Linked DNA regions of Homo sapiens: region 1 is linked to region 2. The links are chromatin loops, found by intact Hi-C in ENCODE. Cell type or tissue: B cell. All regions are shown on one strand.

Region 1 (4,000 bases), 130 kb before region 2:
CTTGTCATCTGTCCCTTTTATAGAAAAAGTCTGCCAATCTCAGTTCTGGGATACAAGAAAAACAAGAGGAGGTTGGCCGCGGTGGCTCATGCCTGTAATTCCAGCACTTTGGGAGGCTGAGGCTGGAGGATCACTTGAGCCCAGGAGTTTGAGACCAGCCTGGTCAACATAGCTGCACCCTGTCTCTACAAAAAGTAGAAATAAAAAATAAAAAAACCAAGAAGGGGCTGGGGAGGACTTTTCACCTCACACTGATTTTTCTACTGTCTGAATTATTACGTTTTTAATTACCATGCTCATTTTTGTGTGTGTGTTAAAATTGAGGAATAATGTGCATAACATGTAATTTAAATGTAAAGTTTGATTTGTTAAGAGACATGCATTCTGCCGAGCACGGTAGCTCATGCCGATAGTCCCATCACTTTGGGAAGCCGAGGTGGGTGGATCACTTGAGCCCAGGACTTCGAGACCAGCCTGGGCAAGATGGCGAGATCCCATCTCTATAGAAAATACAGAAAGCTGGGCGCATGCTTGTAATCCCAGCTTCTCAGGAGGCTGGGGTGGGAGGATGGCTTGAGCCCAGGAGGCGGAGGTTGCCAAGAAATCACTCCAGCCCAGGCAACAGAACCATACCGTCTTAAAAAAAAAAAAAGAAATGTATGTATTCACTCTTAGATTACGTTTAAAAGTTTCTATTTGTCTGTTAACCTGGGGACTGAGTATGGGCGCCTTTTAAGTTCTCTTTTTCAATTTTCTGTGCTGAGCCCGATAACAAAATTTAACGTGTTACTTAAACATTTGAAAACTTTACGCCGGGCATGGTGGCTCACGCCTGTAATCCCAGCACTTTGGGAGGCCGAGGTGGGCGGATCATCCGAGGTTGGGAGTTCGAGACCACCCTGACCAACATGGAGAAACCCCGTCTCTACTAAAAACACAAAGTTAGCCAGGCGTTGTGGCACATGCCTGTAATCCCAGCTACTCAGGAGGCTGAGGCAAGAGAATCGCTTGAACCCAGGAGGCGGAGGTTGCGGTGAGCCGAGATGGCGCCATTGCACTCCAGCCTGGGCAACAAGAGCAAAACTCCGTCTCAAAAAAAAAAAATTGAAAATTTAAAGAATATGGATTCCTGTGACACCATGCAGGCGGGGGCTGCCAGCAGGGAACCACTGCATAGAACATCTTGTAAATTCCCTCCAGGTTCCGGGTTGCGGCCTCAGCTTTGCCTTGGGGAGCCGCGGCCTTCTTTGGGCCTCAGTTTCCCCATCTTAGAAATCCAAGGGTGGCTGAGGGCCAGAGCACAGGCTATGACTCAGTTTAACCCACTGTAAAACGTAAATAACTAGAGGGACCGATTTCCTGGGCTGTTACGAGAAGGAAGAGGAGCTGGGAAAGACCTCAACAAACTGCAGCACTTAGCGTTATTACAGAAGCTATGATGGATCCCCGGGCTCCGCCTCCGGTCACACCGCCGGGAAAACTGAGGCCCGCCTGTGTCCCCGGAACCCCGCCCCCGAGCCCCGAGTGCCCAGACTCTGAGACCCCGGCGCAGAGTGATACTGACCCGACAGTCCTCGACGCGGCAAGTTCCGTTTGTAGTCGATGGGCCCATAGCCCCCCGGCGGAGGCATGTCCTGCTTCACCTTTGACGCCGCCATACTCGCAGTATCCCACACTTCCGGTCCCGGGCGGAAGTGACTTACTGCCACCGCCATGATGAGTGTGGCGGAAGCACTTGAGATGGTCCGCGGCACGGCTAGGAAGTCCCGGACAGTAGTGTAACTATCCGACCGCGCGGGAAAGCTCTGGCGGCGGACCCTGGGTAGGAATGCGCTGCCGGGCTGCAGCTGAGGGGTCTTTACTCCTCTTTTGCCCAGACAGGGCGTGACTCGCCTTGGTTCTTGCATTATAGGCCCTCGCGTTCACCTTGCCTCTGGGGTGTTGCGCAGGCCAGTCAGAAACTCCGAGCTCTCAAAGGAGCCAGGTGCCCCAGTTAAGGCCCCTTTTCCCGTTTTCGCCCCGTCTAGGGACTCTACGCGAAGCCCAGGGCTCCACGTAGTCACGGGCTGGGTACATGATGTTGGGGGGCAGCTGCTGCTCGAAGTCGGACTCACCCCAATCCCTGGAACGGATTCTGCTCCCTGGTGGTGATGGGTATCCCTTGCTAGTGGCCTCTCATCGGAAACTGACCATTCAGGATGATTATGAGTCACAAAGCAGGGAGGCTAGGGTGGCCCCGGGGCGGGGTCCCGGACCCCCACCCTAAGGCGGAGTGACGCCCGCAGTCACTTCACAAGGCAAAAATTGTTACGGGGCAATAAAAGGCACAACAGCGGCCAATGTCTGGCAGTGGGCACATGGGGGTGCGGGGGTGTAGGTGCCAAGCGCCATGGCTTAGACCCGAGATTGGAGTCCGGCCGCCCCCCGACAGCAGCCGCCTCCTGCCCCCCGTGCGCCCTAGGCGCCACCATGTCGGGAGACAAACTTCTGAGCGAACTCGGTTATAAGCTGGGCCGCACAATTGGAGAGGGCAGCTACTCCAAGGTGAAGGTGGCCACATCCAAGAAGTACAAGGGTACCGTGGCCATCAAGGTGGTGGACCGGCGGCGAGCGCCCCCGGACTTCGTCAACAAGTTCCTGCCGCGAGAGCTGTCCATCCTGCGGGGCGTGCGACACCCGCACATCGTGCACGTCTTCGAGTTCATCGAGGTGTGCAACGGGAAACTGTACATCGTGATGGAAGCGGCCGCCACCGACCTGCTGCAAGCCGTGCAGCGCAACGGGCGCATCCCCGGAGTTCAGGCGCGCGACCTCTTTGCGCAGATCGCCGGCGCCGTGCGCTACCTGCACGATCATCACCTGGTGCACCGCGACCTCAAGTGCGAAAACGTGCTGCTGAGCCCGGACGAGCGCCGCGTCAAGCTCACCGACTTCGGCTTCGGCCGCCAGGCCCATGGCTACCCAGACCTGAGCACCACCTACTGCGGCTCAGCCGCCTACGCGTCACCCGAGGTGCTCCTGGGCATCCCCTACGACCCCAAGAAGTACGATGTGTGGAGCATGGGCGTCGTGCTCTACGTCATGGTCACCGGGTGCATGCCCTTCGACGACTCGGACATCGCCGGCCTGCCCCGGCGCCAGAAACGCGGCGTGCTCTATCCCGAAGGCCTCGAGCTGTCCGAGCGCTGCAAGGCCCTGATCGCCGAGCTGCTGCAGTTCAGCCCGTCCGCCAGGCCCTCCGCGGGCCAGGTAGCGCGCAACTGCTGGCTGCGCGCCGGGGACTCCGGCTAGAAGCCGGGTGGTTCCAGCCATTCCTGCAGCCAAGGGCACTGGGCCAGGGCGGCGCACGCGCAAGAGGCGCGCTTCGAGGGAATATGCGAAGCTGCCGCGTGCTGCTGCACATGCGCTTTTTCCCTTCCGCTTCCCTCCCTTTCTTCCCACGGGGGAGTCCGCAGTTGCCCTTGTTCGGAATCCACGTTCCCCGCGATCCCGGGAGCTGGAGGCGCATGCGCATCCGCGATTCCCTGCGACCAGGCCCCGAGAGGGCGAGACCAGAGGGGACGGAAGCATTGCGCCTGCGCGGAACTCTCAGCCTCTGCGCGGAGGGCGTCCCTTCCCAACCAGCCGTGGGTGCCAGGTTCCCGGTTGGAACCTGCAATAAACTCGCTGTTCCTCGCACCTGGCTCTAACGGTGGCCCCCATTTGCGGACTAGTGGAGAAGCGATCGCTCCATCCGGGGAAGGCAGGCGCGGGTACCCTATTTTAGAGTCACGCATGTTGAGGTTATTGCTCCAAGACTCAAAAGGGAGTCGGGAGGATTCGAGCCTGGACCTTTTGAGCTCCCCAGTATGGGCAAACTCAAAGGAGCTTTGTTGTCCCCGGGTCGTGATGTCGCTGTGATGATGGGCTGGGAAGCAAGTGGACCCCAGCGCCTCGCCGTCCACATCTTTTAAGAATGGAACAGCCAGGGGTGGGGCGAGGGTGGCCTGTCTCCACGTAA
Region 2 (4,000 bases):
GAGGACTGAGGGATGGGACAGGAAGTGGGTCACTCCCACAGCTTGACAGTGTGATAATGGGGATACAATGTTTCTCCCTTGTCCCTTTTGTCTTCACAAAGGCCTGACAACACTGTGATGGCCTCACGGCTGGAAAATGGAGTAACTAAGGTGGTCATCTAGTAGCAGCTCCTGCTCCCCCAAATCTAGCAGGTCTTAGAGGGACATGAGGAAATCATGCTTTTTGACTTTCCCCTCCAGCCACAAAATCCTCCAGGCTCCTGGAAACCGAAATAAAAGTCCAGAGAATACCCCTAGAGTGGCAACAAAGACTGAAGGAGGGGTACATTTCTGCTCTCTTCCTCCACAGTTGGGGGAAAGTGGGTGCCACAGACAGAAAGAGGAGAAGCTTGGCCGGGCGCGGTGGTTCACGCCTGTAATCCCAGCACTTTGGGAGGCCGAGGCCGGCGGATCACCTGAGGTTGGGAGTTCGAGACCACCCTGACCCACATGGAGAAACCCCATCTCTACTAAAAATACAAAATTAGCCAGGTGTGGTGGCACATGCCTGTAATCCCAGCTGCTCAGGAGGCTGAGGCAGGAGAATTGCTTGAACCCAGGAGGCGGAGGTTGCGGTGAGCCAGAGATCACACCATTGCACTCCAGCCTAGGCAACAAGAGCGAAACTCCATCTCCAAAAAAAAAAAAAAGGAGGAGAAGCTTGATGTGAGTGCTCCAAGGATAAATAAAGAGTTTCTCCCTTAGAAAATCAAGAGGAAAGCCTCTAGAAAGAGGGCAAGTGGGAGGCAACCCCACGGAATTCAGAGGGACCCCTCAGGGAAGTGAAGAAGATCCACAGTGTCTCCCATCGGGAGACGGGATATCTTGGAAAAGGGGAGACACACTTCAGAGATGTGAGGAGCCTACAGGAGTGGGATATCTCAAGTTAAGGGGAAAACCTCTGGAGAAACTGGGGACCCCTCAGAAAACTGCAGGATCCATAGAGCATTTGGGGGCCCAGAAGAAATAGAAAAGAAGGATACTGGTAAAGTAGGGGTATACCTCAGAAAACTAACGATCCAGTCAGATGGGCATTTCAAAGAAGTGGGGGACCCCCTCAGGAAAGTGAAGGCACTCATCAAAAAGCGGGGGCCAGGCACGGTGGCTCACACCTGTAATCCCAACACTGTGGGAGGCCGAGGCGGGTGGATCACCTGAGCTCAGAAGTTCGAGACCAGCCTGGCCAACATGATGAAACCCCCTCTCTACAAAAATACAAAAATTAGCCAGGCATGGTGGTGGGTGCCTGTAGTCCCAGCTACTCAGGAAGCTGAGGCAGAAGAGTCGCTTGAACCCAGGAGGCAGAGGTTACAGTGAGCCCAGATCGCACCACTGCACTCCAGCCTGGGAGACGGAATGAGACTCTGTCTCAAAAAAAAAAAGAAAGGGGGACAAGTCAGAAAAGTAGGACCACAGCTGAGAGAGGTGGGGGTGGGGAGATCCCCACAGAGAGGCAAGGCTTCCTCCGAGAAGCAGCAATGTCTTCTGAAAAGAGGGGTCCCCCGGGGAAGAAGGGGTTCCCCAGGGGTCCACAAAAGGTGGGGGATCCCTCAGAGAAAGTACACCCTGATAGAATCAGGGGTCTCTCCTTAGAGGAGTGAGGATAGGGTCTTAGAGAGGCCAGGGCCCCTCAAAGAAAGCGGGGGACCCTCAGAGAGGCAGAGGGTCTCTCAGAGAGATGGGGATTCCCCTCAAAGAGGCAGGGGTCCCTCAGAGAAAGGGACTCCCCTCAGAGGCGGGGGTCCTCAGATAGGAAGGGGTCTCTAGGGAGGCAGGGGTCCCTCAAAAGGATGGGTTCCTGAGAAAAGTAGAGGGACCCTCAGTGAAGAAGGGAGTCCCCTCAGATAAGCGGGAATTCTCAAAGAGTTGGGGATCCCCAAAGAAGGGAGTTAGTTCCTGTCAAAGGCAGGATTCCTCAGAGAGGTGGGGGTTCCCTCCGGCAGGGGTCCTCAGAGAGGCGGGGGAGCCCCTGATAAGAGGGGTTGTCCCCTCAGAGAAGCAGGGTCGCCTAGAGAGACAGGGCTCCCCTCGGAGAGACGGGGGTTCCCTAGAGACGAGGTCCCCTAGAGAGACGGGGTCCCCTAGAGAGGTGGGGATCCTCTAGAAAGGCACGGATCCTCTAGAGAGGCAGCGTTCCCCTAGAGAAGCGGGGTCCCCTGCCTGGAGAGATGGGAGTCCCCTAGAGAGGCAAGGGTCCCCTAGATGGGAAGAAAGTCCCCTAGAAAGGTGGGGGTCGCTAGAAAGATGGGATCCCCTGCCTGGAGAGACGGGGTCCCCAAGAGAGACGGGGTCCCCTAGAGAGGCAAGGGTCTCCTGGAGAGGAGGGAGGCCCCTAGAGAGGCGGGTGTGTCCCCAAGAGAGGCGAGGGTCCCTAAGAGAGACGGGGTCTCCTAGAGAGGCGGGGGTCCCCTGGAGAGGCGGGGGGGCCCAGAGCAGGGGCTCCCCTGAGGGGGAAGTGCTGTGGAGAAGGGAGTAAACTCGGCCAAGGTAGTGCGGGAGAAGCGGAAGCCCCAGAGAGCCTGGGGCACCGGAAACCGGGGACCCGCCAGCGGCGCCTGCCCCTTACTCACCGAAGTTGCTCGGCGCCCTCGCTGACGGCGGCCGACGGCCTCGGGCGGCGCAGTCCGGTCAGGTCTTGTGGCGTCCCGCGGAGGCGACTCCCTCAGGTGGCGCCCGCGGCGGCCGCTGTGGCGGCGGCGGCAGCGGCGACAGGACAGACGACCGACCGACCGACTGCGCGGGCGGCGCGGGGCGCGCTCGGGCGGCGGGGGTGCGCGTGCGCGCGCCGGGGCGCTGACCCTGGGCGGGAGGAGCCGCCGCGCAGCGCTCGGAGCCGCAGCTCAGTCTCGCGGCTCAGTCTCACACTGAAATTGCCCGCTTCACAGCCCGGCTTCCCCGGTTGCTAGGCAGATTTCGCCTCGCACACTTCCGGGTTGAGGCGCGTCTCTCCGAGTGAAGGCGCCACAAGCCAATGAGGTCCAGCCAGGACTCCCAGGACCCGCACCCCATGGAAGGTGTGGCCAGCTTCATGACAGACAGCGCATGACGACCAGTGAGTGCGCGGGCCGGCTGGTTCTCGGGATCGCGCCGCCGGCCGGGGCGGGTCCGAGGAGGCGGGACGGAATGACTGACAGGCATCCTGCCAATGGTAGATGGGAGCGGGCCGCAGAGCCACTCAAGGCCATGCGGGGGCGGGACTTAAACTTCGGGGCGGGAACCCCGCGAGGGGCGGGGCCTAGGGGGACGAGTCAATTCGTGGCCGGCTCCCTGGGACCCCGGAGGGCGGATCGCCTGGGCCACCCGGCGGCCGGCAACTGGCTGGGCAGGGGGTTCCCCGCAGTGCTCTGCAGGGGCTCCCCACCCATAATGCACCGGAGGCGGCCTTGGCCAGGCGGGCGTGGGGCAGCTACGACGGGCTGCGAGCGGCGCCTCTGAGGAGCCCGGGCGCTTCGTGGCCTGGCAGTGTTTCTAAGGGGCTCCGGTGGCCGCGCGCTCTTTCTGCCTCGTCTTGTGGCTTCGACCCTCTCTATCCAGGAGAATCTTGGAGATTCTGGCGCGCGCCCCGGTTCTGAGAAGACTCTGCTTCGGGATTCTTTTCCCTGGCCCCCGTTCTGAGGAGGATCTTCGGAAATCTTGCCCCGACCCCTCTTCTGAGAGAGTTTGGGGGTTTCTTGCCCTGCCCGGTTTTCTGAGGACAATTGCCGGGATCACGATTATGTTGTAGATTCGGGACCCCAGCTCTGTTTCCTAAGAAAACATGGGAGTTCGGGATCCCTAAGGAGCATTTGGAGAATCCAGGGTCCACCGCCTTTTCCGAGGAATATTTGGGGCACATACACTCCTTTTCTAAGCACTCTTGGGGGCCGCTCTCCCTGTCCCTCCTTTATCTGAGGAAAGTGAGGGCTGCGCGCCCCCCTCCACCTTCGTTTCTGAAGATATCTTGGGGATTTTCTGCCTCCCC

What was found. A loop is a pair of places that touch in the nucleus more often than their neighbours do. Peaks named below come from ENCODE experiments on the same cell type or tissue, not always from the same donor. Only the 100,000 strongest peaks of a DNase experiment are listed, where the experiment ranks them.
Region 1: it touches region 2 in a loop (19-fold over the local background); 2 of 110 quality-filtered maps call a loop at or near these places.

The regions. Positions count from the first base shown.
Region 1 is chr19:19,513,897-19,517,896 of GRCh38, reverse strand. It overlaps TSSK6 (testis specific serine kinase 6), which reads left to right and starts at 2,349. Exons shown (of 1, transcript NM_032037.4): 1 at 2,349-3,678. The coding sequence starts at 2,470. The coding sequence ends at 3,291. It overlaps NDUFA13 (NADH:ubiquinone oxidoreductase subunit A13), which reads right to left and starts at 1,672. Exons shown (of 5, transcript NM_015965.7): 1 at 1,565-1,672. The coding sequence starts at 1,658. RefSeq lists an enhancer at 1,494-1,773 and a silencer at 1,984-2,103. In B cell, no CTCF peak of the experiment used is centred here; DNase peaks (open chromatin) are centred at 1,706, 2,700, 3,251 and 3,560; H3K4me3 peaks cover 1,712 bases; H3K27ac peaks cover 1,266 bases.
Region 2 is chr19:19,384,748-19,388,747 of GRCh38, reverse strand. It overlaps LOC124904656 (a long non-coding RNA gene), which reads left to right and starts at 2,611. Exons shown (of 2, transcript XR_007067163.1): 1 at 2,611-3,091. It also overlaps a transcript of GATAD2A not described here. RefSeq lists silencers at 2,682-2,821, 3,162-3,501. In B cell, CTCF peaks have their summits at 1,703 and 1,925; DNase peaks (open chromatin) are centred at 2,107 and 3,097; H3K4me3 peaks cover 2,448 bases; H3K27ac peaks cover 2,412 bases.